Linked DNA regions of Homo sapiens: region 1 is linked to region 2. Evidence: read pairs that join two places in POLR2A ChIA-PET (ENCODE). Cell type or tissue: B cell. All regions are shown on one strand. Links, peaks and the distances in the headings refer to the core of each region. The heading gives the core; the rest is flanking DNA.

Evidence for each region. ChIA-PET counts read pairs that join two places held together with the same protein. Peaks named below come from ENCODE experiments on the same cell type or tissue, not always from the same donor. Only the 100,000 strongest peaks of a DNase experiment are listed, where the experiment ranks them.
Region 1: POLR2A ChIA-PET joins it to region 2 with 5 read pairs; 2 of 35 experiments call an interaction of 5 or more read pairs at or near these places.

The regions. Positions count from the first base shown.
Region 1 is chr20:44,201,550-44,218,101 of GRCh38, forward strand. OSER1 (oxidative stress responsive serine rich 1) reads right to left here and starts at 9,222. Exons shown (of 4, transcript NM_016470.8): 1 at 9,147-9,222; 2 at 5,332-5,449; 3 at 1,412-1,525. The coding sequence starts at 5,408. OSER1-DT (OSER1 divergent transcript) reads left to right here and starts at 9,411. Exons shown (of 3, transcript NR_038339.2): 1 at 9,411-9,528; 2 at 13,339-13,454. RefSeq lists enhancers at 2,181-3,380, 8,632-9,251 and silencers at 8,911-8,980, 9,176-9,624, 13,672-13,761. In B cell, for the core only: no CTCF peak of the experiment used is centred there; DNase peaks (open chromatin) are centred at 5,949, 6,832 and 9,342; H3K4me3 peaks cover 4,648 bases; H3K27ac peaks cover 5,993 bases.
Region 2 is chr20:43,598,307-43,614,858 of GRCh38, forward strand. IFT52 (intraflagellar transport 52) reads left to right here. Exons shown (of 14, transcript NM_016004.5): 4 at 5,454-5,583; 5 at 5,877-5,952; 6 at 6,696-6,767; 7 at 15,544-15,670. Among named protein-coding and RNA genes, the nearest start is that of IFT52, 16 kb to the left of the region's middle. RefSeq lists an enhancer at 9,059-9,900. In B cell, for the core only: no CTCF peak of the experiment used is centred there; no DNase peak of the experiment used is centred there.

The DNA of each region.
Region 1 (16,552 bases), core at 2,911-10,910, 600 kb after region 2:
AGATATAAGCAAACAGAAAAATCTAAATAAACACTGTCTGCTTAAATAATAATAAAACCTAGTCTGTGAGATTAAGTAACGACTAAAATATTGGGCAACTATATCATGGAAGTCAGGAGATCAGAGGAAAGGGTTTCTAAGGAGAAGGGCTAAATTACCATTAATTTTTGTCTTTGTTAAAAGCATGCATGGTAAAATCAAGGCTAACAACTACTGAAAGAATAGAAACAAAGTGTGCCATTTCCAAACCACTAGAGGAAAAGAACAAACAAAATCCTTGAAAACAATTGTGTTTAAACAATTGGAAAGGAAAGGAGGAGAGGTAAGGTGGGAAAAAAATAGAAAAAAGCAGGACAAATAAAGTAAAATGACAGAATCACTTCTGAAGATACCAATAATCAAATAAATGTAAATGCACTAAACTCAGCAGTTAAAAACAAACTGATCACATTGAATAAAACAGAAAAAAATAAAACCTAGTCATATGCTATTTATATGAAACACAGCTAAAATACAAGAACACAGAACGCTTGAAAGACTAGTAGGCTGGGTGTGGTGGCTCACACCTGTAATCCTAGCACTTTGGGAAGCCGAGGTGGGTGGATCACCTGAGGTCAGGGGTTTGAGACCAGCTTGGCCAACATGATGAAATTCTGTCTCTACTAAAAATACTAAAATTACCCGGGCATGGTGGCGGGCACCTGCGTAACCCCAGGTACCTGGGAGGCCAAGGCAGAACTGCTTAAACCGGGGAGGCGGAGGGTGCAGTGAGCTGAGATTGTGACACTGCACTCCAGTCTGTGTGACAGAGCAAGAACAAGATTCCATCTTAAGAAAAAAAAAAGAATAGAAAAAGACACACAAGCGAAACACTAACTAGAAGAAAACTTTAAGACAAAAGCCATTATGAGGGATTAAGAATGTCACTACATAATAAAAGTTTCAATTCACCAGAAAGAAAACATTCTAAACCTATGCTATATAAATCCAACAAAATAACCTCAAGATACATAAAGCAAAAACATAGAATTTAAAGGGAAAATAGACAAATACACTTCCATGGGGTAGATTTCAACATACATCTCTATTATTTGTAAGTCAAGTTGACCAAAAAATTGAAAAAAAGGTTCCAATAACACATTTAAAAGCCTGACTTAATGGACAGAGAACCCAAGAATAATTAGAGAAGTCCCAATCTTCTCAAACAGACATAGAATATTTGTAAAAATTGACTATGGACCAGGCCAAAAAAAAGTCTCAGCAAATTCAGCAAAAGAAGGAATAGGTCCTCATCTAATCATTGGGTCTTAGGTTCTATATCATAACCTAACTCTTTTCTGGACACTCAGAAAGGAAAATCCAATACTATTATAATATTGGAATAAAAATCATCTCAATAAGAAGCTCTTACCCGTGCCAACTGTCTTTAGATGCACATGTGGTTTTAGGTTTGGTATCATCTGTTGCTGTTCTGACTGGTGCTCTGACACCTGTGCCTTCTCCAACAGACAGAGATGCTACAGACCTGAAGACAAGAACAAAGTTTACAGCTACAAAAAACTGTAAAATGAGGAGAACATATTGTTCTCACTAGCTCAAATACAACTTTTATCAATACATTTTTTTTTCTAGTTTGGGTTTCTCAAAAATTGCTCAGCTTTTAATGTAAATTTTCCTTCAAAACCAAATCTAGAGTATCCCTAAAAGCCCATGGCTGCAAAATCATAAGCCAAAGAATGACTGGTAAGTGTACCCAGCAGCAGGATATAAATAGACTTTCAGGCTGTTTCCCTGGGGCAGATCAGGCCTTATGGCCAGAGAATGCTAATGACACTGACCATTTATCTTATGCGGGCAAACCAGAGTCATGGAACTAAACTTAGTTTAGGAGACTCCATCTAACTTAACACTGAATACATTTTCAAATATTATGCAACTTTTAGAAAAATATTCTAACTTTTGCAACAAATGAACTTGAAATATTACTCAGAGTTAAATCCTTGCGGTTTAAAATTATACAGATAATATGGGTTCCCAGTAAAGAACGTGAAAAAATCTAAAAGCAAGAAAAACAGAATCATCCATACCTCACAACCCAGAGACTACCAACATCAAACATTGGTGGAAATCCTTCCAGACTTTTTTCACACACACACACACACACACACACACACACACACACCCCTCCTACTATACATGCTATGGTGTTGACAAAAATTCTTTAGAAAGCGACATTAATCTACTAAAATGAAAGGATGTTCAACAAAACATAATTGAAAGTAAAAAGTAACTGGGAATAACCTAAATATCTAATAGAAAAAAAATACTGTATTTCTAAATTATGGCATATCTATATGGCAAAATGTTGGGAAATTATTAGAAATTAAGTGTACAAAGAACTTTTAATGATATGGGGGAATGCTTATAAGGAGAAAGCAGCATGGTTAAACACCTATACATATATTATGATCTCAACTATGTAAAATAAGTATAGGCTATCATGAACCAGTGGTCTAGATGTTAACAGTGGTTACGGTAAACTGTGATTTTTACTTCTGTTTTTATCCTGTTTTGTTTTTGTAAATTTTTCTATAATAAGCATGTATTATGTTACAATCAGATAAATAGGATATTGTTTTGTAATAAATATATAGAGATTTGTCCTAATAAGACAAATACCACTAAGGAAAACCTGTTGAACAGGATCATGCTAAATTCCTGGCAAGGCCTGGTTAGTTTATGAGTCAATCCTCAGATATCCCATTTGTAAACTGGCAACAATATAAAACAACTAGAATGTATGATACACTACTACACAAGTCTTATTCTGCTTAGTCATGCTAATGACTCACCCCTTCTCTTATTTCATTTTCTCAAATATTCTCCTTCCCTTCTTATAATTTTACTCAAGGCAGAATATATGCTACAAATATAATTTTACTCAAGGCAGAATACATGCTACAAATATATAATTTTTTTTCATTTCAGCTTTTACTTTAGATACAGGTGGTACATACACAGGATTGTTCATGGGTATACTGGACCCAGGTAGTGAACACAGTACCCTATAGGTAGGTTTTCCACCCACATTCCGCTCCTGCCCTCCCCACGCCAGTAGTCAGCGGTGTCTATTGTTCCCATGTCCACGTGTGTTCAATGTTTAGCCCCCACTTCTAAGTGAGAACATGCAGCATGTGGTTTTACAAATACATAATTTTTGACCATATATTTTGAAAAATTTTTAAATAATGTTCCAAGTAATTTTTAGGGATACCAAAATGGCTTAATTTTACTTTTTTTTTTTTTGAGACAGGGTCTCGCTCTGTTGCGCAGGCCGGAGTGCAGTGGCATGATCTCAGCTCACTCCAACGTCCAGCTCCCGGGCTCAAGTGATCCTCCTACCTCAGCCTACAGAGCAGCTGGGACTACAGGCACGCACCACCATGCCTAGCTAATTCTTTGTTTTTTTGCAGACGGGTTTCACCATGTTGCCGAGGCTGGTCTCAAACTCCTGAGCTCAAGTGATGTGCTCACCTTGGCCTCCCAAAGTGCTGGAATTACAAGCATGAGCCATCATGCCCGGCCTGGCTTTATTTTACATTTCAACTTCTTAAAACATCAGGAAAGAAGTCCGTGTATCAAGAGTTACTTATACAAAATTACACACTAAGAGATTTGTATGTATAATTGTGGGTACACATTCCTAGTATTTTCCTGATATAAAAAAATTATTCCTATATAAGAAATCACAAAGGATACACTGCAGCCACAATCTGGAACTCTCTGCTTCTCTGCTTTGCTTCTGTTTCCCAAGACAATTTATCAAAGTACTGATATGAACTGGCAAGTTGACCATATTAGAAAACCATCAGGAGGAAAGATATGTTTTTGAAGTAACATGGAAGCAAATATGAGCACCTATAACATCTACTGTGCAAATCTATCAGCATAAATCTTCTCATTTGATAGCCCAAAAATAGTACTAGCAATAGGCAGGTGGCTGTAACAACAACTAACATCTAGTTTTCACTTTGTGCTAGGTACTGCATGCATTTCTTCCTATCGCCTTCAAGGTACCACATAAAGGATGGTTAAGAGCAGAGGTTCTGGGCCAGACGCAGTGGCTCTCGCCTGTAATCCCAGCACTTTGGGAGGCCGAGGTGGGTGGATCACCAGGTCAGGAGATCAAGACCATCCTGGCTAACACAGTGAAACCCCGTCTCTACTAAAAATACAAAAAATCAGCCAGGTGTGGTTGTGGCCGCCTGTAGTCCCAGCTACTCGGGAGGCTGAGGCAGGAGAATGGCGTGAACCCGGGAGGCGGAGCTTGCAGTGAGCTGAGATTGCGCCACTGCACTCCAGCCTGGGCGACAGGGCCAGAATCCGTCTCAAAAAAAAAAAAAAAAAAAAAAAAGAGCAGAGGTTCTGGAGACAGGCTATCTAGGTTCAAATCCTGGCTCTGCAACGTCCTACCAATGTGACTTTTAGCAAGTAATTTAATTTGTGTGAGTCTCATCTGTAAACTGAAATGACAGTAGTACCCATGTCCTAAGGTGTAGTGAGAATTAAATAATGCGCACAAAGTACTTAACCCAGTGTTGAGGGCACAGGAAGTGAATAATAAACTTTAATGATGATGATTATTACTTGTGGGTGTTCTACTCTGAGCTTCCAGTGTTTAGTTTCCATTTATGAAAAGAAATTCTTATATCCATTAAAAATGTTGATTTATTTTGGCCTGGGAGAAAGAATTGGTGTGAGAAGAGTCTTACACAGAACATTTTGCAAAGGGTGAAATACTAACATTCAGAGAGCAGCTGGTATGCAGGTGCTCTAATTAGTTTGGCCAAAGGGTCCAAGGTTATTGATCTCAGTGACAGAACCCTCCTGAATAGAGGTTTCCATAGTGATAGACTGAGCAATCACAGACCATGAAATCTACAATGTCTTCATAGATTTCCACTGAGCCAACCCACTTTTAGTGAAAAATACTGTGATTCCCTTGAGATGTATGATAAAATCCCTAGTGGGACACCGCTTGATAATCTTTGATTAAAAAGAAGTGGGGGGGAAGCCCTCCTCAAAGTGAACGAAACCAAAACACCCAACCTGGGAGGGCAAATGAACTGCTACTTTTCAAATTTAACCAAAGGGTTTTCTTTTTAAACTAAAACAATACTGTGCAGAATCTGGAAGAATGTCGCACTATTAGCATTTATATCTTCTTTCAATAATGAGAAATATTAAAAGAGGAAGAGCTTTTTAGGGAAAAGGGACTATTTAAAATAAGTAAACAAATAATTCCAAATAATATATTACATATTTAATTACCCTGATGCATCCACTCTTAATTTTTTGAAAGCAGTCTGTAGACTCTCCTCCTCTCCATCCTTGGCTTCGGATTTCATTGTGCAAGTTTTTACACTACTTATCGATGTTCCTGTTTACACTAAAAAAGAAAATAAAGTGAGCAAAGTAAAAACAGGTGGGATCAAAAGTATACCTGTTACCATTACTGTTAGAAAAAAAAAGCAAATTTTTATTTCAAAAAGGAAGTTTCAGTGTAGATAACTGGAGACTATAGGTTTTATTTCTTAAAGGGAAACAAATGAAATGATACCAAAAATGGATATGTACTATGACAGAATATAAACTGTTCACATACTTGATGCCAAAATCCTATTACACAATTTTGGAAACTAGATGATCTAAAATCTATGTTTCAGTATACATACTTTTTAACGGGAATCTCCCCAGTTGGTCTAGAAACCTATGAACAAAATGACATCAGAAATAAAAGGGAATAGCTAAAATTATAGCACTCTGATTCTTTAAAATGACACTGAGTATTTGTCTGGCCTAACCCTAGTTAAGTATAACTTTCATGACACATGATAGCATTTCTCTAGAGCAGTCCTGACCCAGACAGCTATGTTCACAGGAAGACACGTTTTAGAGAACAAGACGTTACCACTGTGAAAGCAGAATTAGAAATGCACTCTACCAGTAAGGTTGATACTTCCATTTGTGTTTTTCTTCATAGCCTGGAATAGTGTAATTAATTGTTAAACAAGAAAGAAAATAAATGAACTATACACTTGCAACCCCCTAAAAACTTCATTGTGCACATGAGTGGAAAAAGAAAAGAAAACAAACAAACTTCTCTTTAGCCTAAAGAAAGGTTGAAAGTAAAGAAAAAAAACAGAAATGACTATTGTGTAGACGCACCACTAAATGATCTCTTAACTAGTTTGATTAATCAAAGTCCTCCATATTTTCCACCTGATTTTTATATTTAAACAGAGAAAGGTAGATGAAGAACCAACCAAAGCAACAAGAAACACAACAGAGAAGTCTGTTAATAAACCCTTGAATCTAGTCTCCAAATTATTTTTTCACTCAGGGTTATTAGTACCAAATTTTGAATACAAATTAAGCAAACCAGCATCTATGAACATATCAGAGAGAATCAGAAGAAAAGTACCACAAAAAAAATAGAAATAGAGAATATTTGAAGCAAAAGGTTCACTTCACCTCTTTATTTCTAAGCCTTTACCCGCCCCCCCCCGCCCCCACCCCTCTTGGGCATTCTCAGAGGGAGCAGTGCCTCTCCAACGGCCCTTGGGTCCTCTCTGATTCATATCTGCTCGTTTCTCAAGGTGGCTCCGAAGTTATTGTGAGACCTCTAATATTCCAAAGGTCAAGGTGTCATAATGTTTGATATAAAGTAACCATTATATTATTGTAGTACCAGCGCAAAATAAAGAGGCAAGGAATCAGGACTTTTCACTTTACTTATTTGCGGAAGTTAAGGTATTTTAGGCAGAGCTCTCTGGGGAACACTGAAAACAGTCTCAAAAGAATTCAGCTACTAAAAAAAAAAAAAAAAATTCAGCCAGCCTGCACCTCAACTTCTTAGGACAAAAAAATAATTTAGATACATTCTCGACGTATATTTTGCTGGTTTATTTAAGTACATAAACATGAAGAAACATTATCCACACAATCCCATGCTTCACTAGTCTCTAATTCTCAGTTTAGGGTAGGATCCCCCAAATACACAATCAATTCCTATATACCTGGGGGGAGAGGTGAGCAATCACTTATTTCAATATTTTCAAAGCTTCACATCATCTAAAAGAGTACTATTGCAGGTTGTAAACAAATCCTTCCTGCTGGTAGAACTAAATTGAAGTTTGACTTACAATGTTCCTCAATTACCTTATGATCCGTTAGTCAATGTTCAGCTCTTACCGAGTTCATAAATCATCTGAGCCAATCTCCCCAACCCGCAGACCGCCCCCCAAGTCCTCTTTAGCCCTCTCTGGAAATCAGTCAGCATTTACGTACACATCACATTTAAGTATACACTGCTGAACCCTACAGGCAGAAATTCATTTCTTTCACAAATATTTACAGAATTCCTACCACGTGCATGGCACTAGAATGAATGCTAGGGATAGAAGCCCAAACTCCATTTCCGTAAGGACTAGAATCTCATTCCTGCCCTCCAAGAGCTTACAATGTAACACTGTGCTAAGAGGCTCTGAACCTACATATGTAACTTTTAATTATACCATGCTGACTTAATAGCATGGCAGGTGATCACCCTAGATGTTAATACAAACTTTACATTCCTGTTGACACACTAAAAGATCTATCATCTAAAAACCAAAACAGGCCAGAATTAAAATCTGGCTACAGACTAAAACTTCAGGAATGAAGTTCTGTCTAAACCATTTTCAGACTTCCAGCATTTTTTTACTACTCACTTTTTTTCTCAGTTATTTTAGCCAAGAGCAAATGAGCGTTAGGCATAACCTTAAGAGCTAGAGAAGAGCATGTTTGTAATTATAAAAGGCTCATTATGCTCCTCTGCATCCCCAGATCCCCATTCAAAGAAAGGGCTGTACAACTAACTCCGGACAACAGATATAATTGGCTTGCCTTTCTTCATTAATATTAAATTTGTGGGAGACAGTCTTGGCGTTTTCACTGCAGTGAACTCGTGAAGTTGAACAATCTCCAAAGAGATGAAACTTTAAAAAGCCTATTCGAAGTTAAAGTCAAATCACACCAGGCAATTTAACTTTGCCTCGGATTTTCCACAACCTTACAAAAATTACAAAGTTCTTCTAAGTTCCTCCATCAAAAGGCCAAATTCCTGGTTTTTTCTTTCAACAAAATGGATGCGTCACAATCTTATTTACATCTTGCCGTTTTAACCAAGACCTCCTTGAATCCCAAGCCTAGGTCTACACTTCCAGGCCCCTGAGAAGACCTAAGAACGATCAAGAAGGGATGCGCGGGTAAGCGTTGTCATCACAACATTAAAGATTTCGAAACTCCCAGACCACCAGAAAGCGTAGAGTATGGGGAAGAAAACCAAACCCAGCAACTCTAAGAGGCAAACTAGACCGGGAGGAAACAATCGGCCCCCAGGACAAAAAGCACATTCACACCTCTCCGTGCAACCCACTCATCCCTTTATACTCGCAGCGCTGCAGCCAAAGCACAAAGTTCTTTCTTTTCACCCAGAGTCTGTGCCTGTCGCGGTTAAACATGAACGGAGGAAAATTCCTAGTCAGAACCCAGAGGGGTAGGACGGGGCTTGGAGTGTGGGGACAACGCCAAGCAGGGAGCTGTCCAGGGGCACTGCCCGCCCGGGGTCTCCAGCTGTGAAGTTGCGCTCCTCGGGAGATTCCTGGGGTCAGAACGAGAGGCTGGAGTCGGAGCGAGGCACAAGGGATGCGGGAGAAGAAAGGAGTGGGGCCGAAGAGGTAGCCAAAGAGAATGGGGCTCCGAGGCGAGAGAGAAAGGACTGGAAGGGGCAAAGGGCGGCCAAGGAGGGCGAAAAGGGGAAGCTGCCGCTGGGCGGGAGACGGCGGAGGAGCGAGACGGGGCGGGGGACCGCGGGAGGACGGGAAGGCGGGAAGGGGAGAGAGCGTGGAGCTCGGAGCTCCAGCAGGCACAGGCCGCGGCAGATAAGGGGGCGCGGAGAGGCCCAGGCCCGGCCCAGGCAGGAGGCGTCGGGAGACGACGCGACCCAAGGCGGGCGGGCCCGGGGAAAACCGCCCGCGGCCAGACCGGCAGTGGAAGCTGAGACGCAGTGCTGCGGCCCCTCCCCGTCACGTCAGGGCACTTACCTCCTCGCAGCTGGGACGCTCCGGTGATGCGGGGCAGTCAGTTCAGAGCGTCTCTCCCAAATCTCGGCACCCGACTGACCCGGATCCAAACCAGCCAAGGGGGCGGCCCGCGCCTCGGGAGTCGCGTTGCGCCTGCGCACTCCGGCATGCACCCCTCCCCCTGCTTATGCTCCTCCCACCCCAGTGACTCGGCAGCGCGGCAGCCGACGACTGCGCAGACGCAGGGCGGCGGCCGCGCCTCTCCAACGCCCCGCACCCGCCCCCCTCAGAAGCACGTGCGCCTTACGTAATTTCCTGTTATTCTTCGGTTTGCCTCCTCCCAGTGGCGTGGATTTGCTCCCGACCCGCTTTTGGGGCGTGCCTGCTTCCTCCTCTCTGTTAGGTGAGTGAGTAGGCGTCATTCTTCACAGTAGTCCTCTGCCTCCACCGCCCCGGGATCTCCTTGCGCTCGGTCCTCTACGTGGAGTCACCTATGCAGAGGAATTCCACGGGGCGGGGGCGAGGACAGGGTGCGGGGGTCTTTATGGCAGACAATCCCCGGCTGAGCGCTTGGCCAGAGTTTCTGTGATGCTAGAATCTGGACTGCCTGCGACCTCTCCGGGACTCGGACACCAGCCCTCGCCTCCTGGTGATCTTTTAGGTCCTGCAGAGAAGTGAAGAGGTATTGGACGTGGCCAGGGTCAATAGTGTGAAGCCAGAATTAGAATTGAATTGAAATGCCTTCGGTTTTGATATCTCTGCTGTTTGTCTTGAGGCAACTGCTTTTCCTCCTTTGGGCCTCTCAGTTTTCCATCTAGTAAGTGAGGAAGTTGAACCTTATCGGTGAATCTCGTGTTTTCAGGCGTAGACTCCTTTGAGAATCTGGTGAGAACTGTAGATCCTCTTGCCAAAGAAATGCACCTACACACCAAATTTTGCAAAAAGATTTAGGCAGTTCACCAAAGGAGATGAATTTTAGGATTCTTTACATTTTTCTGATTCTGAATGTTGCTCAGATGGTAGGCGGGAAAAGGTGATCTGTGCAACAGCTGCCACCCGCTCCATCACCAGGACTGGTTCTGCTGATCTAGCTGTGCCTCTCCTCGCCTGCCAATCTCCAGCTCCACGTCTGCACTGCTCAAAGCTTCGTGAGAACAGATGATTTTGCGCAATTGAGTTGGATGGCGTTGATTGTGGCCCACCCCTAGAGTGAGGGTTTTTCCCTGAACCAAAACTGGCCCCATCCACCGTCATTCCCCAATACCTTAGTTGTAGTCAACTAGATAGGCTGCCGAAGATGGTTTAACTGTGTCCAGCTTAACTACAGCCAGGCTTTGGAATGCCTGGCCTATGTCTGTAAATGAAATCTAACAATTTATTGTATAACGTTGTTAAACATGAAGCATGATGTTGGCCCTGGATAAAACATTTTAAATTCTCGTCGTTCATACCAGAGGCTCAGTAACTGACCGGTTGAAAGAAAACTGTTCATTGTAACCTAATGATGCTAGTTAGATAGCATTAGATTATGTTAGAGATCAGATAACTTGTTCTAGCTGCCTTTGTCCTGTCTCACAGTGCTAGTAAGTCAGGATTTAAACTGCCCTTCTCAACATCTCTTGGACAAGAAAAAGCGGGAAATATGATGTATTTATTTTCTCAGACCTTGCCAAGTGAAATGTATCAAAACCAAACATGTCTTTTTAAGCTGCCACTTCAAAATATAACTTAAGATAAAATCTCATATATCCTTGAGAAGGCCTGGCACGGTAGCTCATGCCTATAATCCCAGCACTTTGGGAGGCCGAGGCGGGTGGATCACTTGAGGTCAGGAGTTTGAGACCAGCCTGGCCAACATGGCGAAACCCTTTCTCTACTAAAAATATGAAAAATTGGCTGGGCATGGTGGCGCATGCACCTATAATCCCAGCTACCCGGGAGGCTGAGGCAGGAGAATCTCTGAAGCCGGGAGGCGGAGGTTGCAGTGAGCCGAGATTGCGCCACTGCACTCCAGCCTGGGCCAACAGAGCAAAACTGTCTCAAAAAAAAAAAAAAAATCTCATATATCCTTGAGGGGAAAGAATTGTCTGGATCGTGATTGAATTCCCAGGGCTTAGCACACTTCCTGGGGATTAGTAGATGCTCAATACAGTTTTGGTGAATTCTCATTTTACCTGCTTTCCATCCCTAATTATATTAAATACCAAAAACTAAAAAGTTACAGTATTTCATTTTATGTAAGCACATCTCCATCATAAAGAGTTAGATGCTTTCCAAGAATGTGACTCATTACTCGGGGAGTACTTGGAAGGTGGGAACCTCTTGTGAATGCTGAAGCCTGTTAACTCACACACCTGACGTGGCCTGAAGTTTTAAGTCATTATACATAGGACTGGCTCACGGTGTGATACATCATGACTTGGAAAGAGATAGAAAAGCTACAAAATGGGATGGATCTGAGTGAACAAAAAGCCAGATCGGTGTCCTATACCAGCAATTCCAAGTCTTTTTAACCATGGGAAAAAAACCTGAATTTGTGTGTGGACTTTATATTGAAGAAATCAACTTTGTATTAATGCACATGGTAATGCCATTTAATTAAAAAGCTGTGGTAGATGTAAAATTCCTCTAACAGTGCTTCTTTCTTGCTACAAGTGTCTTGTACATGCTTTAGTAAGAGAGACTTAATTCCATGAATTTATACTGCAAGAACAATTTATATAGGAAGATAATAGTTTCTCTTAAAAAATAACTTTGGAGAAGCCAAGTCCAAAGTAATAAAGAAAATTATTTGCCTAACCATGTGGCTGCCATCCTACCAGTTGGTAATCTGGAAAATATTCTGTTCTTATGTTTTAAGACTCAAATTAATTTATTTCTTACCTCGATATACTTTTTTAAATGACTTAGGGTAGGCCAGGCGTGGTGGCTCACGCCTGTAATCCCAACACTTTGGGAGGCTGAGGCAGGTGGATCACCTGAAGTCAAGAGTTCGAGACCAGCCTGGCTAACATGGTGAAACCCCATCTCTACTGAAAAATAAATAAATAAATATACAAAAATTAGCTGGGAGTGGTGGGCACACACCTGTAATCCTAGCTACTTGGAGGCTGAGGCATGAGAAGCCCTTGAACCCAGGAGGTGGAGGTTGCAGTGAGCTGAGATCATGCCACGGCACTCCAGCCTGGGCTACAGAGCAAGACCTTGTCTCAAAAAAAAAAATAAAATTAAATTAAAATGACTTTGGGATAGAAGATAGTGATAATGATTATTTGTCTTGATTTACAAGATGTTAGCTCATGTAATCTTCATAACCAATTTGTGAAATGTACTTCTATGATGTCTGTTTTACAGCTGAGGAAACTAGGCTCAGAATAGTTAGATAACTTGTCCAAGGTTACATAGTTTGTAAGTGGTAGAACGGGGATTCCAATCTAGGCAGTCTGACTATAGCACCCTGCTGACCGCTGAGTTACACTGCTTTCCTTAGCCTCCCCACCTTCACCTCCTGTATGTACCCAGCTAGACCAGGGATACCTGCTTTCACCTGGAAAATACCACTGGGTTTGAGGAAATTGGCTGCCCAGGGCCTAGGACTGTTCCAGCCACTCTTTCTTTGCATATATTTGAACCCAGCAGGCATATTTCCCTCTCAGGTCTTTTGTATGTATTTCCCCTCCTGGAGCATTGTTTACTCACAGTTCATCTTGTCATTCAAAGTCTCTGCTCATATCAGCTCCCCAGGGGGGTCTTCCTTGGCTTCCCCAGCACCCCCTTCACTGTGTATCCCTTTACCCTGCTTTATCATAGCACTTGTCACTACCTGACAATGTATAGTTATTTTTTGGTCCCCTCACTAGAATAGAAGCTACCCGAGGACAGGGACTTTGTGTCTTTTTTTTAGTCACTATTTTTTTTAATCAAAGATGCACATTTTCCCACAATTTATTAATAGCGGTTAGAAAATCTGAATGTGTCTTATAATCGCCAGTGTGTCCTGGTTTAATTGGTAGTATTTTTTTCTTTCTTACTTGTTCCTACAGTAAGTGGTGAGTCTTTAAAATGATGGTGTCTTAGAATTGATGAAAATACAGTGTATCCCCAAGGCCTGAACTCTATGTGGCACATAGTTGGCTCTCAATAATTACTTGTTAAAGGAAGGCATTGAGTGTTGTGTGCCAGAAACTATTGAAACCTTTTTTTTTTTTTTGAGATCTCGCTCTGTCACCCAGGCTGGAGTGAAATGGCACAATCTTGGCTCACTGTAACCTCCGCCCCCAGGTTCGACTGATTCTCGTGCCTCAGCCTCCTCAGTAGCTGGGATTACAGGTGAGCACCACCATGCTCTGCTAATTTTTGTATTTTTAGTAGCAATTTATATCATTCCAGCAGACTCTTAGAAAGTAGATGGGGAGGGTGGGGAATGTAAGAGAGACCAGTTAGAAGACACTCGAAATAATCTGAGGGAAGACCAGAATGGGAACCATGGCTGAAGGATGGTGAGACCAGCAGGGCTCGGCAGCCTGCTGAGCAGATGTCTGGCCTGAGCCGTGCCAGTAGGTGGCCCCCTTCACTAAGGAAGGGAATCCAAGAAGACTAGGTTTGGGGAGTGTGAGACGGTTTGGTTTTGAACATAAAAGTTTCAAGTGCAGATGAAAGGAGGAATCAGGTCCCAAAGGCTGCAGCAAGGGACTTATCCTGAGGTTTCTCCTTCTGAGAACTGTAGGAGCTATGGAAAGAAATGACCAAATTTATTTTAGAAAGATGACTGGTTTCAGCGTGAGCCGGCATGGTGATCCAGGCCTGAGATGATGGTGATCGAAGGGGCAGGTGGCCCTAAGTATGGAGAACAAGTGAGCCGATTGGAAAGTTGCGTAGATCAGGCCTTGGGGAGAGATTGACTACGAACAGGATGGGCAGTGAGAGAAAGCTGACAATGATACTTTGCTTTCCAGTTTGAGCAACTGAATGGATATTGGTGCCCATCTCAATTAAACTCTGTTGAACCCAGCTGACAGTGAGCAGAGGAAGAACATTTAAATGGAGAATCATAGTAACAGCTAATACTTTCTTTTATTTCTTTCCTTTTCTTTTCTTTTTTTTGAGACAGAGTCTTGCTCTGTTGCCCAGGCTGGGGTGCAGTGGTGCAATCTTGGCTCACTGCAACCTCTGCTTCCCTAATTCAAGTGATTCTCCTGCCTTAGTCACCCACGTGTGCCACCATGCCTGGCTAATTTTTGTTTGTTTGTTTGTTTGTGGAGACAGCGTTTTGCCATGTTGGCCAGGCTGCTCTCGGACTCCTGGCCTCAAGTGATCTGCCTGCCTCAGCCTCCCAAAGTGCTGGGACTGCAGGCATGAGCTACCATGCCCAGCCTATGAGGGCTAATACTTTCATAGCTCTTCCTATGCATCAGAAGACTCATTTTAATTCTCACCACAATTCTATGAGATTACCATTATCACACTCATCTTCCAGATGAGGAAACTGAAGCAAAGAGAAGTTAAGTAACTCACCAAGGTCACACAGCTAACAAGTGGCAGAGCTAGAATTTGAACCTAGGCAGCTTGGTAGAGTCTGTGCTGTCACTGCCTCTCTGTGCTGATATATCTCTAAATTAGTTCAGTTTGGACAGAGTGAACCTGAGAGATCCGTGGGGCAGCCGCGTGGAGGTGTCTAGCAGGCATGCAGATATATGGTTCTGAAGCTCACATGGGAGGTGGGGACTGGAAATAAAGACTGTGGAGTCTGCATACAGGTGGCCATTGAAGCCACAGGAAAGGTCAGGACCCTTAAGGAGAGGGTGGGAGATAATCAGAGGAAAGAAACAAGGGAGCCCTGGAAGGCAAACACAAGCATTCCAGTTGTGGGAAGGACATAGTCCTTTCTGCAAATGAATACACTGCACCTGGCTTATAGATCTTCAGTCAACAGATAGTCCATCCCGCAGAATTTGTTTGGCTCTGGGTACCCTGACAAAATGGAGTTCCTGGAGCCACAGCCCTAAGGACCTGCCTCAATGGTGGTGATCCTCCCCACTTTCTTCTACCATGAGAGTCCACTGGGGGCCTGTTGGCTTCTCTGGGCATCTGTTTTTTGCCCCTCCCTACAACTGAAGAGCCTCCAGCTCCTCTGTCTACCACCCGTCCACTTCGTCAGCTCAGGTCCCCTCCCTGTCTCTACGACCACAGTAACATTTCACCTGGAGCTTCTTCAGGTCCCTCCTGAACTTATTTTCAGCCCTTTACCCGTACATTTCTTGTATCTCCTGCTAGATTCTAAATTTCTGGAGGGCAAGAAAAACCTATTATGTTGACTTTCCCTCCCTCAACTCCTGCTCCCCTGTGTGTGTTAAATGGCCCGACCCCGTTGTCCCATGGGACTTCGCATGCAGTCCACCAGAATAGGAGCTGTACCTACCACAGGAGCCAGTGAGTCCATCAGTCAGTCAGTCATCTCAGCAAATAATTCCAGTTGTCTACTGGCTTTCTGGAAACATGACTGGGGACTGTTGATGCCTTTGACAGTTGATTCAAGCAGCAGGACCTTTCACAACAGCCTCCTGTTTTTGTGGATGGGGAATAGGCAAGGGTTGGGAAGCGGGAATTCGCCGCTCTTTCTTGTCATTCTCTTCATAGCCCCCAAGCTACTGTGGTCTATTGTTTTGATAGTTGCTTTCCCGAAATGTTAACAGGATGGAGAGTAAAGGAGGTAAAGGAGGACTCTGATGCCTCAGCCATGCGCCTGTGTGCCGATTCCCATTAAGCCTGCACCAATTTGATTTCCAAGACTCCAGTCAATCCTCAGAGCTCCAGGAGGGGAGGGGCAGCTTTTCCTGGTAGCTGCTGATCACCAGCAGAGGGAGCCCTAGGACTGCAGGGCCTCTTTCCTTACCGTTGGTGAAGCCCTTCACTGTGGCTTCAAAACTGTGGAAGACCCGGGATTTGTGGATCACTTGCCTTTAGAATAGAATCAAGAAATAAAGCTGCAGAAGAAAGAATCTCCATGTGGTAAGGATTGGAAGGGAGTGTTGAGAGGGGCTTTTGGGGTGCTGGTAATATTGTTCTTTGACCCGATGTTGGTTATAGGAGTGTGTGCTATAATGTGGTATATGTACATTTTTCTGTGCGTATAACTAAACTTCAGTTAAAAGTTTTTAAAACTTAAACATCTCTATGTATACCACAAAATAGGTATCAGGTTAGGGTGAGCGGTTTTTTTCCCTACAATTCTTAACCTTATCTGAGTCACAAGACAGCCCTCCCTCCCTTCCTCCGAGAAAGCCACAGACCACTGGTTAAGGACTTCTCCTGCAGCAGCCGAATAGAGAAAGTGAGCAAAGGACATGAGCAGACGGTTCACAGCAAAAGAAATACAAATAGCACTTAAACTTATGAAAAAATGCTCAATCTCAATCTTCAAAGAGAAG
Region 2 (16,552 bases), core at 4,238-12,237:
TGGAGCGTTGCTGCTTAATAGGTATAGAGTTTCAGTTTTGCAAGATGAAAACAGTTCTGCAGATTGATTGCCTAACAGTGTGAGTATATTTAATACTGCTGAACTAGGCCAGGTGCGGTGGCTAACACCTGTAATCCCAGCACTTTGGGAGGCTGAGGTGGGTGGATCACTTGAGGCTAGGAGTTTGAGACCAGCTTGGCCAACATGGTGAAACCTCATCTCTACTAAAAATACAAAAATTAGCCGGGCTTGGTGGCACATGCTTGTACTCCCAGCTACTTGGGAAGTGGAGGTGGGAGAATCGCTTGAACCTGGGAGGCGGAGGTTGCAGTGAGCCGAGATTGCGCCACCGCACTCCAGCCTGGCGACAGAGACCCTGTCTGAAAAGAAAAAACAAACAAACAAAAAACTGCTGAACTATATACTTCAGAATGGTTAAGATGGTAAATTTAGGAAAGATTAGGTGTGTTTTTTCACAGTCAATAAAACAAAAAACCCAGAACATAGAAAGAGCCATTTTACAGAGAATGGGAAGTACCTTTGTGCTGAGAGAGAATATGGGGAATAGAGAGGTTGAGGCAGGGCAAGGCCAATGTGGTCCTTAGATTGAGGCAGGCCAAGGTCTCCTGCTGTTACTCTGGGTGGTGCCATGGGGAAGAGGTCCACTGGGGAGCATTTCTAGTGCACTTTGTTTCTCAATTTGATTGCAAAGTGACCTTCCCCCGCTGGGAATGGCATGGAGAGGGACATGATTGTTTGATCAGGTTAATTGACAGAAGGAGTAGAAATTACCATTGGGAATGTGGAGGTAACCAGCAACTCCTACCCACTGAGACCCTGAGGGATATGTACACACAGAGGGCAGTGGCCTGCAGAGCAACACTCTATTGCTTGTTGGGCTTCGGCTCCATCTCCCCATCCACCTAGCGAAGCCAATGAGAGAGTTGGCCTGATGTTTGCCAGGGACCAACCAGCCTCAGGAACACAGGGGCATCCAAAGAGAGGGTCAGAACCTGGTGCCTGGGCCTTTTCCCAAGTGGAGATGGGTGCCAGGCCAAGCCTTAGTTTGGGCTTCCAGGCATGGTAGGCTGATGCATCCAAGAGACACAAGTCCTTCGAGAGGCAAATTTGATGTAACTTTAGCCTAATAAAACGTCCTCTCCCAGACCAGTCCCTGACACCATACCTTCTCTTTAGAGTTGGAGTGAGGTGGGAAGAAAAGGGAAAAAAGCTGTTAGCTTTTTTTCTAGGAATCAGCATTCCTTTGTGTTACAGTTCTTCCAATGGGCTCATGCTTGTGAGATCACTGCTTTCCTTGTCATTGCTGCTGGCCTCCTAGACTGTTACCCCTGGAGAGCTGTGTGATGCCTTTTTCATGTTGACTTCCAGAAACTTCTGTGACAGGACAGACATCATATGTCTGATATTAGATGCTAGTATCATGCTAGAAACTAGGCTGAACAGTCTTTCCTTATTTCCACCTCAACTACATTGACGCATTACACTAGCTTTGTGGTGGTATTCAGTTACGACCAGGTAACCACGTGGCTGAGACGAGTATTTTCCAACCCTAACAGACCAGCATCCACCTATATTACAGATGCCAACTTTGTTACCCTGAATTGAAATGCAAAGATAATCTAACCCACCACCATTAAAAAAGTAAAGCAATATAACTTCCTAACTTTAATGTACAGAAATTAAAGGATGATTTATAAAAGAATATGTGTATTTCAAATTGTAAATGTTTATGCATATATATACTAGAAGAATATACATATTTCAGTTTGTTAATGCTTGGTCATACATGCATTAGAACACTTCTTTATGTTTGACATTTTGAAATAAATGTTTAATAAGTATGTAGAACTCCGATGAATGGGATAGGTACATATGCAGACTGGTGGAAGTGATGTATTGGCAATTCAAATCATGAGCCGTGTTGCTGTCGGTGATGTGATTTTTCCAAAATACTGACTAACTCTTGGTAAAGTTCTATTTTTTTTTTTTTTTCCTGAGACGGAGTCTTGCTCTGTCACCCAGGCTGGAGTGCAGTGGAGTGATCTCAGCTCACTGCAAGCTCCGCCTCCCGGGTTCACGCCATTCTCCTGCCTCAGCCTTCCGAGTAGGTGGTACTACAGGTGCCCACCACCACGCCCGGCTAATTTTTTGTATTTTTAGTAGAGATGGGGTTTCACCGTGTTAGCCAGGGTGATCTCGATCTCCTGGCCTTGTGATCCGCCCGCCTTGGCCTCTGGTAAAGTTCTGTTAATAAAAAGAGTATAATTCTTCTCTCAGTTTACATGGTAGTTGGGTACCTCCGAATTCAGTATATGTTAAATCGTGCAAAAAATACTTTGTACAGTATTTACATAGAATTTGAGCTGGGCGCAGTAGCTTACTCCTGTAATCCCAGGAGTTTGGGAGGCCGAGGCGGGTGGAACACCAGACGTCAGGAGTTTGAGACTAGCCTGGCCAACATGGTGAAACCTTGTCTCTACTGAAAATACAAAAATTAGCCAGGTGTGGTGGCAGGCTCCTGTAGTCACAACTACTCAGGAGGCTGAGGCAGGAGAATCACTTGAACCCAGGAGGCGAAGTTTGCAGTGAGCCGAGATCGAGCCACTGCAGCATGGGTGACAGAGCAAGACTTCATCTCAAAAAAAATAAAGAAATTGGAGTTAGATTTTAGGCTGAGCTTCTTTTGTTTGTTTGCTTTTTCTTTTTTAAACCTCCGTGACTATCTGAGAAGATATTCAAATGCTGTGGAATAGTTCTTTACTGTGTGGGACTGGTCTGAATATTGCAGGACCTTAACTTCCCTGCCCTTCACCCGCTAAAATGTCCTTAAACATTAATATTATGGCATTAATATTTTGCCATATTAATATTAATATTATGGTGATCCAGAATACATGCTAGATGGTTTAAATGCCTCCACTGAGAGCCACTGGCCTGGATCATCCAGTCTCGATTACAGGAAATACCTCACATTTGCTGCCACACTAACAGTGTGAATGCATTCTAAGCCAATTTCTAAAATTCAAGTCTGCAAAATTAATCTTTCTTCCTGTTTTTGCCATAAAGAAATAAGAAACCTCCAGTTTGTACCAAATATCCATTCTTTTGTTAGAAGGGTCTCACTTACGTGTATAGCTGGAAACTGGGTCATAATTCATGTAAGCTCCTTCAACTTTTGCCCACCTGTGTTATTGCACACCACATCCTTCATGTATCTTTTTCTTAAAATGCCAGATGGCCAATAGGACACAGTAGATACCAATAACTACTATATACTCATTGCATTTAGGCAACATGGACAAATCCCAGAACCACATAATCATGAAAACCAAGTCCCAGTAGAATTTCCCAAGCAAAAGCTATGTTCTGAGAATATATATTGCAAACTAGACCTGGCTTGCTATTATCAGTCATAGAACATAGCATATATTTAGGGCTGTCTGGGAAGAGGAGTTTGAGAGGAAATCAAAAGGAAGGAAAAGGAAGATGAATTTAGGGAGAGATTCAGTCTGTTGTTCAGGGTCCAGGATCATGCAGTTATAACCCATTTGTTTTGTTTTTCTGTTGTTGTTCCAAAAAATGTTTACTAAGGATCTGTTACACACCTAGTAACAGGTCCTAGGACTAACGCTAGGGATCAAAGTCAAATAGCACATGATCTCTCCACTCAAGGAACCGATAGTCTAGGGGAAATGACACAAATGGACCATCTACCAATAATGATCAATGTTCTAAGTTCCACATTTCTACAGAAACACAGAAAAGAGGCATTGGATTATTGGGTCCAGAGGAAATGGACTTTGAGCTGATTTTTATTTTATTTATTTATTTATTTATTTATTTATTTATTTATTTTGAGACAGAGTCTTGCTCTGTCGCCAGGCTGGAGTGCATTGGCGCATTCTCGGCTCATTGCAACCTCCGCCTCCCAGGTTCAACTGATTCTCCTGCCTCAGCCTCCCGAGTAGCGGGGATTACAGGCATCTGCCCCCACACCTGGCTATTTGTATTTTTAGTAGACACGGGGTTTCACCATGTTGGCCAGGCTGGTCTCGAGCTCCTGACCTCAAGTGATCCACCCACCTCAGCCTCCCAAACTGTTGGGATTACAGGCATGAGCCACTGCACCCCGCCTTAATTTTGATTTTGAAATAATTCATTTTTTATTTTGTTTTGTTTTTTTGTTGTGTTTCGTTTTTGAGATGGAATCTTGCTCTGTTGCCCAGGCTGGAATGCAGTGGTGCAATCTCGGCTCACTGCAACCTCCACCACCTGGGTTCAAGCAATTCCCCTCCCTCAACCTTCCAAGTAGCTGGGGCTACGGGTGCATACCACCACGCCTGGCTAATTTTTGCATTTTTAGTAGAGACGGGGGTTTCACCATGTTGGCCAAGCTGGTCTCGAACTCCTCACCTCAAGTGATCCGCCTACCTTGGCCTCTGAAGATTCATTTGTTTTATACAGTGTGGGGAAGGCAGGGGGAGAGGAAAATTCAGGGAGCATACAAGAGCGAGAGGGCCGTGCTGTGGCAAATCTAGTCTGGGCAGTAGTTTCCAAAGTAGGATGCATGTGATGAATCAGTGGGGTGCCAAAAGGAAATTATGTTTATTATTCATATTTTCATTACCCTTAAAACATTTCCTTTTTGGGAGTTGTTTTGAATTATAAAGTACATATTTTATATAGAGATACATACATATTGAATGTATTTATATACATGTTCAGATTTTTTTCTGCTGGAGTGCTTGATGAAGAAAGTTGAGAAACTATTTGTCTGGACCACCCACCCCAGATTTTCTCAGGCTAGACCAGCAAGATCAACCCTAGATTTTTCTCCCTTCCCCAGCTTTGTGAAAATGAGAGAGCTTCCAGGAGATAAGCAGAAAACATGCGTTTCTCTCTATGGTTTGGTTGGTCAATGACCTTGAACAGAATTCCTCCCAGGTGTGGTATGAAATGACTTCATCCTGATATCCTCTGTGGGCAGTCAAGAGAAGGCATTGTCTAAATCAGTGGTTCTTAACTAGGGGTGATTCTATTTCTTCTTCTCCTGAGGGAACATGTGGCAATCTCAAGAGACATTTTTGGTTGCCAGGGGAAGGTAGGTACAACTGGCATCTAGTAGGTGGAGACCAGGGGTGCTGCTGAATGGAGAACTGAGTGCTTCCTTTAGTTAAGTTTTTCACTTTTGACTTGCTCTCTAGATAGTCAGCTTTGAAATTGTCAATTTACTTTGAGTATTTTGGAGCTTTATGCTCAAAGACAAGCTTGGAGATCCTACATAGAGAGTACTTTTTATCTTATATACATTTATATGTAAATGCCTTATAGATTTGAAATATGTATTTTTCATCTAGTTAAGGTCTTATTCATGGTATTTCGGGCAAAAGTCTTTCAAGTATATTCATAGATTGCTTTTTTCCTTTGTGTAGTTTGAAATCCTGAAGAAATATCTTGACACTGGTGGAGATGTCTTTGTGATGCTAGGAGAAGGTGGAGAATCCAGATTTGACACCAATATTAACTTTTTACTAGAAGAATATGGAATCATGGTTAATAATGGTAATTAGTATTATTATTTTCAGTAGAGGCAGTACTTTTCTATCTATTATTTGATATCATAGCCCTCTAGGTCCAGTGGCATAATGGAAAAAGCCCTGGGCTGTGTGTGCGTGTTTTAATGTTCCATTCTCATCAGCAGTCTGAGCCTCCTAGGCTTGGGCTGCTTCCATTTATAAAGCGAGATGGATTGGAACCAAGTTCCAGGGTGCCCTTCAGGTCAAAATTGGTATGAGTCTATAATATCGAATTTATTTCTAACCTAAAATATACCTCCTTCTCTTTTTCCCTCATAGATGCTGTGGTTAGAAATGTATATCACAAATATTTCCATCCTAAAGAAGCTCTAGTTTCCAGTGGAGTCTTGAACAGGTAAGCATGTTGAAAGCAGAAATATCTTGGCAAGGCATCGTCGCTCACACCTGTAATCCCAGCACTTTGGGAAGCCAAGGTGGATGGATCATTTTGAGGTCAGGAGTTCCAAACCAGCCTGGCCAACATGGTGAAACCCCATCTCCCTGTCTAAAAATACAAAAAAAATTAGCCAGGCATTGTAGCAGGCGCCTGTAATCCCAGCTACTCGGGAGGCTGAGGCAGGAGAATCACTTGAGCCCGGGAAGCAGAGGTTGCATTGAGCTGAGATTGCACCATTGTACTCTGGCCTGGCTGACAGAGCGAGACTTCATCTCAAAAAAAAAATAAAGCAGAAATATCCTTACACATAACTCTCATTTCTTCTACATAAATCTTCCCTCGTCTCTTCTCATACATTCTTTTCACTGCCCTTTCTTCTTTCTTGCCTTTTTGTTTTGTGTTATTATAATTTATTTTACTATATTACTACTACTCATTCATCAAATTATTTTTCTTCATCTTTTGAAACTTACTTCACATTCAATTTATTTTTTGTTTATATATATATGTATTTTTTGAGACAGAGTCTTGCTCTGTTGCTCAGGCTGGAATGCAGTGGTGGGAACACAGTTCACTGCAGCCTTGACCTCCCAGGCTTAAGCAATCCTCCCACCTTAGCCTCATACTTGCTGTACTAATGAATGCAGTGTGAAATTCTCAAATTTTTTTTGTTTACTAGATTTTAATTTTTCTTCTTCAAGGGAAATTAGCCGAGCTGCAGGAAAGGCTGTGCCTGGGATCATTGATGAGGAAAGCAGTGGAAACAATGCCCAGTGAGTGTGTTTTCTGATGCCACATGAGGAAGATGTATCATTTTGGAGTCTTCTTTTTCAAAATGAAAAGAGCTTTTGTTTCTGGTTACAAAAATAATCAGAATTTGAACAGTTCAAGAGGAAAAAAGTAGAAGCTCTGCACTGTAAGTCCATGCTCCTCCCCCTGAAGGTAGTCTTAATATAGTATTTAGGCCCAGCATGGTGGCTCACGCCTGTAATCCTAGCACTTTTGGGAGGCCGAGGTGGGTGGCCCACCTGAGGTCAGGAGTTAGAGACAAGTGTAACCAACATGGCAAAATCCCATCTCTACTAAAAATACAAAAATTAGCCAGGCGTGGTGGTGTGCACCTGTAGTCCCAGCTACTCGGGAGGCTGAGACAGGAGAACTGTTTGAACCCCGGAGGCGGAAGTTGCAGTGAGCCAAGATTACGCCACTGCACTCCAGCCTGGGCAACAGAGCAAGACTCCATCTCAAAAAATATATAGTATGGTATTTAGATTTCTAGGTTTTTTTTTTTCCATGTATAAAGTTATAGGTGAGTACCTCTTCATTTTTAATGACTGGATTAAATTGGATATATCCCAGTTTATCTAACCAACTCCCTATTATTGGACATTTAAGTAGTTTATAATGTTTTTCTTTAATAATACCACCTAATGTTTGTCAAGCATCGACTGTGTGACAGGCATGTATTACCTCATTTAATCCTTACAACTCTGGAAAGTTAGAGATGAGATACAGAGATGTAATTGCCCAAATGCACATGACTACTCTGTGTCAGAACTTAGATGCAAACATAGGCAGTCTATTCTAGAGCCTGCACTCTTAACTTCTGTTCCGTATTGTTGTTATAGACAATTTTATAGCCGGGTGTGGTAGCTCACTCCTGTAATTGCAGCACTTTGGGTGGCCAAGGCGAGTGGATCACCTGAGGTCACGAGTTTGAAACCAGCCTGGCTAACATGGCGAAACCCCGTCTTTACTAAAAATAGAAAATTTAGCTGTGCGTGGTAGTGGGCGCCTATAATCCCAGCTACTGGGGAGGTTGAGGCAGGAGAATCACTTGAACCTGGGAGGTGGAGGTTGCATTGAGCTGCCATCGTACCATTGCACTCTAGCCTGGGGGACAGATGGAGACTTCGTCTAAAAAAAAAAAAATTATATTTGTCATTATAGATAATAAAGCACAAATGAACATCTTTTTTTTTTTTTTTTTTGAGATGGAGTCTCACTCTGTCACCCAGGCTGGAGTGCAGTGGCATGATCTCAGCTCACTGCAACCTCCGCCTCCCAGGTTCAAGTGGTTCTCCTGCCTCAGCCTCCCATGTAGCTGGGATTACAGGCATCTGCCACCACACCCAGCTAATTTCTCTATTTTTAGTAGAGATGGGGTTTCACCATGTTGGTCAGGCTGGTCTTGAACTCCTGACCTCAGGTGATCCACCTGCCTCGGCCTCCCAAAGTGCTGGGATAAGTGAACATCTTTGTATGTACAGTTTTGTGCACTTGTGGTAGTATTTTTTTTTTTTTAATTGATCATTCTTGGGTGTTTCTCGCAGAGGGGGATTTGGCAGGGTCATAGGACAATAGTGGAGGGAAGGTCAGCAGATAAACAAGTGAACAAAGGTCTCTGGTTTTCCTAGGCAGAGGACCCTGCAGCCTTCCGCAGTGTTTGTGTCCCTGGGTACTTGAGATTAGGGAGTGGTGATGACTCTTAACGAGCATGCTGCCTTCAGGCATCTGTTTGACAAAGCACATCTTGCACCGCCCTTAATCCATTTAACCCTGAGTGGACACAGCACATGTTTCAGAGAGCACAGGGTTGGGGGTAAGGTCACAGATCAACAGGATCCCAAGGCAGAATTTTTCTTAGTACAGAACAAAATGAAAAGTCTCCCGTGTCTACTTCTTTCTACACAGACACAGCAACCATCCGATTTCTCAATCTTTTCCCCACCTTTCCCCTCTTTCTATTCCACAAAACCGCCATTGTCATCATGGCCCGTTCTCAATGAGCTGTTGGGTACACCTCCCAGACTGGGTGGTTGCCAGGCAGAGGGGCTCCTCACTTCCCAGTAGGGGCAGCCGGGCAGAGGCGCCCCTCACCTCCTGGATGGGGCGGCTGGCCGGGCGGGGGGCTGACCCCCCCACCTCCCTCCCGGACGGGGCGGCTGGCCGGGCGGGGGGCTGACCCCCCCACCTCCCTCCCGGACGGGGCGGCTGGCCTGGCGGGGGCTGACCCCCACCTCCCTCCCGGACTGGGTGGCTGCCGGGCGGAGACGCTCCTCACTTCCCAGACAGGGTGGCTGCCGGGCGGAGGGGCTCCTCACTTCTCAGACGGGGCGGCTGCCGGGCGGAGGGGCTCCTCACTTCTCAGACAGGGCGGCTGGGCAGAGACACTCCTCACCTCCCAGACGGGGTCGTGGCCGGGCAGAGGCGCTCCTCACATCCCAGACGGGGCGGCGTGGCAGAGGCGCTCCCCACATCTCAGACGATGGGCGGCCGGGCAGAGATGCTCCGCACTTCCTAAATGGGATGGCATCCTAGATGGGATGGCGGCCGGGCAGAGACGCTCCTCACTTTCCAGACTGGGCAGCCAGGCAGAGGGGCTCCTCACATCCCAGATGATGGGCGGCCAGGCAGAGACGCTCCTCACTTCCCAGACGGGGTGGCGGCCGGGCAGAGGCTGCACTCTCGGCACTTTGGGAGGCCAAGACAGGCGGCTGGGAGGTGGAGGTTGTAGCGAGCCGAGATCACGCCACTGCACTCCAGCCTGGGCACCGTTGAGCACTGAGTGAACAAGACTCCGTCTGCAATCCCGGCACCTCGGGAGGCCGAGGCTGGGGGATCACTCGCGGTTAGGAGCTGGAGACCAGCCCAGCCAACACAGCGAAACCCCGTCTCCACCAAAAAAAATACGAAAACCAGACAGGCGTGGCGGTGCGCGCCTGCAATCACAGGCACTCGGCAGGCTGAGGCAGGAAATCAGGCAGGGAGGTTGCAGTGAGCCGAGATGGCAGCAGTATAGTCCAGCTTCGGCTCGGCATCAGAGGGAGACCGTGGAAAGAGAGGGAGAGGGAGACCGTGGGGAGAGGGAGAGGGAGAGGGAGAGGGAGTGGGAGTATTTTTTAGGGTAAATTTCTCAGCATTGAAATTTCTGGGTCAGAGGTCTTCCAACAGATGGGTTACCAAATGTAATGTGTTACCAGATGTCTCTCAGGGAGGTGGTACCACTTACAGTCCCTATGAGCACACACCTTTTTCCTCTCTTGCCAGCATGGAGTATTCTAGTAAACATCGTATCTCTTTCTTTTAATTTGCATTTTTTTAAATTATTAGTGCATAGGATGACCTTTAAAGTCTATTGGCTGATTGTATTTCTTCTGTGAACTTCATGTTCATTGCTTTTTGGCCATTTTTCAATTGATGGTTTGTCTTTTCGCATTCATTTATAATACCTCTGTACTTTGAAATATTTTACCCAGTAAAAATTGACATTCTTATGTAGTTAAAGCATGTTACAAAGTTTTAGTAGTGAAAATAATGTGGTCCGGGTACCGTGGCTCACCCCTATAATCCCAACACTTTGGGAGGCTGAGGCAGGCAGATCACTTGAGCTCAGGAGTTCAAGACCAGCTTGGGCAACATGGCGAAACCCTGTCTTTACAAAAAAATACAAAAATTTAGCCGGTCGTTGGTGGCTCGCACCTGTATTCCCAGCTACTCAGGAGACTGAGGCTGGAGAATTGCTTGAGCCCAGGAAGCAGAGGTGGCAGTGAGCCGAGATTGCGCCGCTGCACTCCAGCCTGGGTGACAGATGAGACTCTGTCTCAAAAAATATGTAAATAAAATGAAATTAAAAAATAAAATAATGTGATTGGCTGTGTGCAGTGGCTCACACCTATAATCCCAGCACTTTGGGAGGTCGAGATGGGCCAATGGGTTGAGGCTAAGAGTTCAAGACCAGTCTGGGCAACATAGTGGGACCCTGTCTCTACAAAAAAAAAAAAACTGAAAATTAGCCATATGTGGTGGCACACACCCATAGGCCCAGCTACTCTGGAGGCTGAGGCAAGAGGATTGCTTGAACCCAGAAGGTTGAGGCTGCAGTGAGCCGTGATCATGCCACTGTACTCCAGCCTGGGTGACAGAGCAAGACTATCTCAAAAAAATAATAAAATGTGGTCATAGTTCAGAAATAGTTTTAAAAAAATAAATAATACAGATTAAAATTAGACCAAAAACATATATGGAGGGTGGGGATTATTTGTGTATAGTAAAAGTGGCATTTCAAATATTAGAGATGGATGGCATAATTCTGGGTAAACATTTGGAGAAATAGTTTCATTTTCATACCACACCCCAAAATGTATTCTGGATAGGCTAAAATTTTTAATATTAAAAATGAAAGCATATGCCGGACGCGGTGGCTCACGCCTGTAATCCCAACACTTTGGGAGGCCGAGGTGGGCGGATCACCTGAGATCAGGCGTTCAAGACCAGCCTGACCAACATGGTGAAACCCCATCTATATTAAAAAAAACAACAAAATTAGCCAAGGATGGTGGCGGGCACCTGTAATCTCAGCTACTCAGGAAGCTGAGACAGGAGAATCACTTGAACCTGGGAGGCGGAGGTTGCATTTAGCCGAGATCACACCATTGCACTCCGGCCTGGGCAACAGGAGCGAAACTCCGTCTCAAAAAAAAAAAAAAAAAAAAAAAATTAGCCTGTCGTGGTGGTGCATGCCTGTCATCCCAGCTACTCGGGAGGCTGAGGCAGGAGAATTGCTTGAACCCAGGAGGCAGAGGTTGCCGTGAGCCAAAATCGCACCACTGCACTCCAGCCTGGGCAACAGAGCAAGACTCCGTCTTGAAAAAATAAAATAAAATTAAATTAAATTAAATTAAATTTTAAAAGAAAGCATAGAAGTACTTAAAGAAGCCCAGGTACGATGACTCATGCCTGTAATCCCAGCATTTTGGGAGACTGAGGCAGGCAGATCACCTGAGGTTAAGAGTTCAGGACCAGCCTGGCCAACCCCCATCTCTACTAAAAAATACAAAACTTAGCCAGACGTGGTGGCACAAGCCTGTAATCCCAGTTACTCGGGAGGCTGAGGCAGGAGAATTGCTTGAACCCGGGAGGCGGAGGGTGCGATGAGCCGAGATTGCATCACTGCACTCCAGCCTGGGCGACAGAGCGAGACACCAACGCAAAAAAAAAAAAAAAAACCTTAAAAAAAATAAGTGAATATTTTAAATTCTTGGAGTAGGGAAGACCTTTCTTAGTAGAAACAAAGTCAAGTCATAAGGGGGAATATGTATAGCAATATAATTCACAGAGTTAATATTTTTGACTGTCAAGAATCAATCTAGGCTGGGCGCAGTGACTCACGCCTGTAATTCCAGCACTTTGGGAGGCTGAGGCAGGCAGATCACGAGGTCAGGAGATCAGGACCATCCTGGATAACACGATGAAACCCTGTCTCTACTAAAAACAAAACAAAACAAAATTAGCCAGGCGTGGTGGCGGGCACCTGTAGTCCCAACTACTCGGGAGGCTGAGGCAGGAGAATGGTGTGAACCCGGGAGGCGGAGCTTGCAGTGAGCCGAGATCACGCCACCGCAATCTAGCCTGGGCGACAGAGCGAGACTCCGTCTCAAAAAAAAAAGAAAAAAAAAAAGGAATCAATCTAATTATTTCACTTTGTGTCAGCTTATCCAACTGGTATAGGTAAAAGAACTGTAGACTTGGAATTAGAAGGAATTGTTAGAAGTTCCTGATTCCCTCTCTTACTTGCCAAGGGTGACCCAAGGCATAGTAACTGTTAGTGTCTGTTTCCCTATCTGTGTAGTGGGGATAATGTTAACCTTACAAAATTGTTGGAAAATTTCAGTAAGGTGATATTTGTGAAAGTGCTTTGTAAAGTTGAAAGCCTAGTGCCCTACTTGTTGTTGCGTTATGACTTTGTAATTAATTATAGTGAAGGGAATATGTCTAGTTGTTCCTTTCCTGGATTATCCAGGAAACAGCTTCCTGGTAGACTTTGAGGTATGGACTAGTCCTGCTTCTTGCTTTGAGGTATCTTTGCCTGTTGGAGTCTCAGATTCTCCTTTATCCTTATTTCCTGTTATGTCCCTTCTCCCTTCTCTCACTCTGCTGTAGCCACACTGACTTTGTTTCAATCCTTAAATAAGTGAAGCTTGTATTCATCTTAGGGACTTTACACAAGCTATTCCGTCTTTTAGGAAAACTCTTTCTGAAACTTTTCACTGAGCTAATCTTATTCATTCACATGGTTTGGAAAGTTCTGTTTTGGGGATGGGTGTTTAAGTTTATACTTAGTCTTATCAAAATGTCAGTCTTTTTTTTTTTTTTTTTTTTTTTTTTTGGAGACAGAGTTTCGCCCAGGCTGGAGTGCAATGGCACCATCTCATCTCACTGCAACCTCCACCTCCTGGGTTCAAGCAATTCTCCTGACTCCCGAGTAGCTGGGATTACAGGTGCCCGCCACCACACCCGGCTAAGTTTTGTATTTTGAGTAGAGACAGGGCTTCACCATGTTGGCCAGGCTGGTCTTGAACTCCTAACCTCAGGTTAGTCTGGCCTAGTCTCATTGATTTTTTTAGTAGTAATAAAAGAAATACAGGAGTGTAAATAATAGCAAATAGGCCGGTCACAGTGGCTCACACCTGTAATCCCAGCAGTTTGGGAGGCTGAGGCGGGTGGATCACCTGAGGTCAGGAGTTTGAGACTAGCCTGACCAACATGGTGAAACCCCATCTTTACTAAAAGTACAAAAAGTAGCCGGGCGTGGTGGTGCACACCTGTAATCCCAGCTGCTCGGGAGGCTGAGGCAGGGGAATTGCCTGAACCCAGGAGGCAGAGGTTGCAGTAAGCTGAGATCACGCCATTGCACTCCAGCCTGGGTGATAAGAGCAAAACTCCATCTCGAAAAATAATAATAATAATAATAATAGCAGATAGTTTTTATCTTGCTACTCAAGTGTCCGTTCTCCCTTATGCCTTGAGAATCATCTTCCATTGATTGCATTTTGGGAAAATGTGGGGGATAGATGTGCATTGACCTCCATATGACTATTTCTCCCACCTACTTTTTCTTCCTCCATGGACAACTGCTTGTTTTCTTCTGCTTCTGGCCCAGAGATCATGGGCTGTAATCCACCTTGCTGGGATACTGCTGGAGTAAGGGTAGAAGGTGGAGTTTGGAGAATGTGGGCCAAGTACCACTTCTCTTTCATAGTATGACAACAAAAGTCATAGGGTAGATGAGATTTTACTGAAGGAATGGGGAAGATTAACACCAGAGGGAGGCCAGGCCCGGTGGTTTATGCTTGTAATTCCAGCACTTTCGGAGGTCAAGGTGGGCGGATTGCCTGAGCTCAGGAGTTCAAGACCAGCCTGGGCAACATGGTGAAACCCCGTTTCTACAAAAAATATAAAAATTAGTAGGTGTGGTGGCATGCACCTGTGGTCCCAGCTACTCAGGGCACTAAGGCAAGAGAATCGCTTCAGCCCAGGAGATTGAGGCTGCAGTGAGCCATGTTCATACCACTGCACTCCAGCCTGGGCAACAAAGTGAGATCCTGTCTTAAAAAACAAAACAAAACAAACAAAAACACTAGAGGGAAATAATTTTAAACTTAAGCCAAAAAGAATTTTTGTTGTCTAAAGAAAAAGGGAAATTAAAATCTCTATGAGGAACCCCTCATGGGTGCTTCCCCTATACCCCCTCCCCCAGTTTCTAACCTTACGCCCTGGTGTTGAGATCTGTGTTTCTCTCCATTCTGAGAGCACTTCCTTCAAGCTTTGCAGAGCTCCATCTTTGAGTAAAACCCTAACCCCTCCTACATGGGTTGGCTTCACCCCAGAATCTGCACCCCACCTTTGCTCCTCTATCCCACACCCTCTCCAGGAGTACATTGCCCCAGGTCAGACCAATTCACTCTAGATAATCTAAGACAAGTCTTTGTTAGGACAGTGGAGAGTAGAGGAGGGACTCCAAAGCAGATCTGTGTAGAAGTGTCCATTATAGCGTATATTTATGCCTCTGTTCATGTGACATTTAACTGGTAACATACCCATCCAGTGATATACATTAATTCTTAGAGATAGCACTAGCCAAACCTAAGGAAGAAGAACGTATTTACCAGTAAGATATTATTATGCAGAGCAGCTTGAGTTCAGTTCTTGGATGAGGCCCCATCCTCTTCCTCCTCCCTCCATCAGGGGCTTCTTTAGTTCTCCCAGTTACAGTCACTTACACTTTCCTGTTAATTTACTTTCATGTTTTTTAAAATGCTTTATTAAATGTGTAGCTAGAGTTGTCCCAGTTTTTAAGTTAACAAACCAAAGCTTAGAAAAAATTTTTTGTTTGATAATGAATCAAAGAGTGTTACTCAGCTGAGCACCGTGGCACACGCCTGTAATCCCAGCACTTTGGGAGGCCAAGGTGGGCAGATCACTTGAGGCCAGGAGTTCAAGACCAGCCTGGTCAACATGGTAAAACCCTGGCTCTACTAAAAATACAAAAATTAACTGGGCGTGATAGCAGGCACTGAGGCTGCAGAACAGCTTAAACCTGAGAGGCGGAGGTTACAGTGAGCCAAGATCGCACCACTGCACTGCAGCCTGGGTGACTGAGTGAGACTGTTTCAAAAAAGAGTGTTACTCAAGAAACATTGAGATTATTTTCAGAATTTTTGTATTCATGTTTTTAAAATTTGAATGTGTTTCTTTAATTTCTTACAGGGCTCTCACCTTTGTGTATCCTTTTGGTGCCACATTGAGTGTCATGAAACCAGCAGTGGCGGTTCTGTCTACAGGTTCTGTCTGCTTCCCACTTAACAGACCCATTTTGGCTTTCTATCACTCAAAGGTACAGCTTTTCTTAGATATGGGTATAGATGTTATTTTTATTGTTGAAATAATAAAAACCACCTTACCATTTCCAGAAGGCTTCTATATGTTTTCTCACTGGTCTTCCTGCCAGTCCTGCAAAGTAGCATTTCAGCTATATACATTTTGCTTATGGGGAAACAGTGGATTGTCCAGTAATTGATGAAGTTAAGGCCTAAACCTAGCTCTTATTATTCTAAACCCGAAGCTTTTCCACTGTAGCATGAGGCTACCTGTATTATAACTTTTTTTTTTTTTTTGAGATGGAGTCTCTGTTGCCCAGGCTGGAGTGCAGTGGTGCAATCTCGGCTCACTGCAAGCTCCACCTCCCGGGTTCACGCCATTCTCCTGCCTCAGCCTCCCGAGTAGCTAAGACTACAGGCACCTACCACCACGCCCAGCTAATTTTTTGTATTTTTAGTAGAGACAGGGTTTCACCATGTTAGCCAGGATGGTCTCGATCTCCTGACCATCCTGCCTCGTGGTCCACCCGCCTTGGCCTCCCGAAGTGCTGTATTATAACTTTTAAAATAACTTTTTTTTTTTTTTGATCCCATGGCAGCATATTGATGAAAATAACTTTTAATCCTGTCTGTGACTATGGGCTGTCACCCTCAGTGTAAAGAGAATACATTCAGGAACAGATGGAGTTAACATATTACACAAAATAGCACAGAATTATGTTGCTGTTAGTTTATACTAGGAAAATATATCAGAAAACTATTTTTCCAGTTATTATCCTAGAGACCCCATAGAAATGTGGGCACAGCTAGTCCCAGGCAGTGACCCAACATCCCACTGCCTTTCTTTTTCTTTTTTTTTTTTTTTTTGAGATGGAGTCTCACTCTGTTGTGCAGGCTGG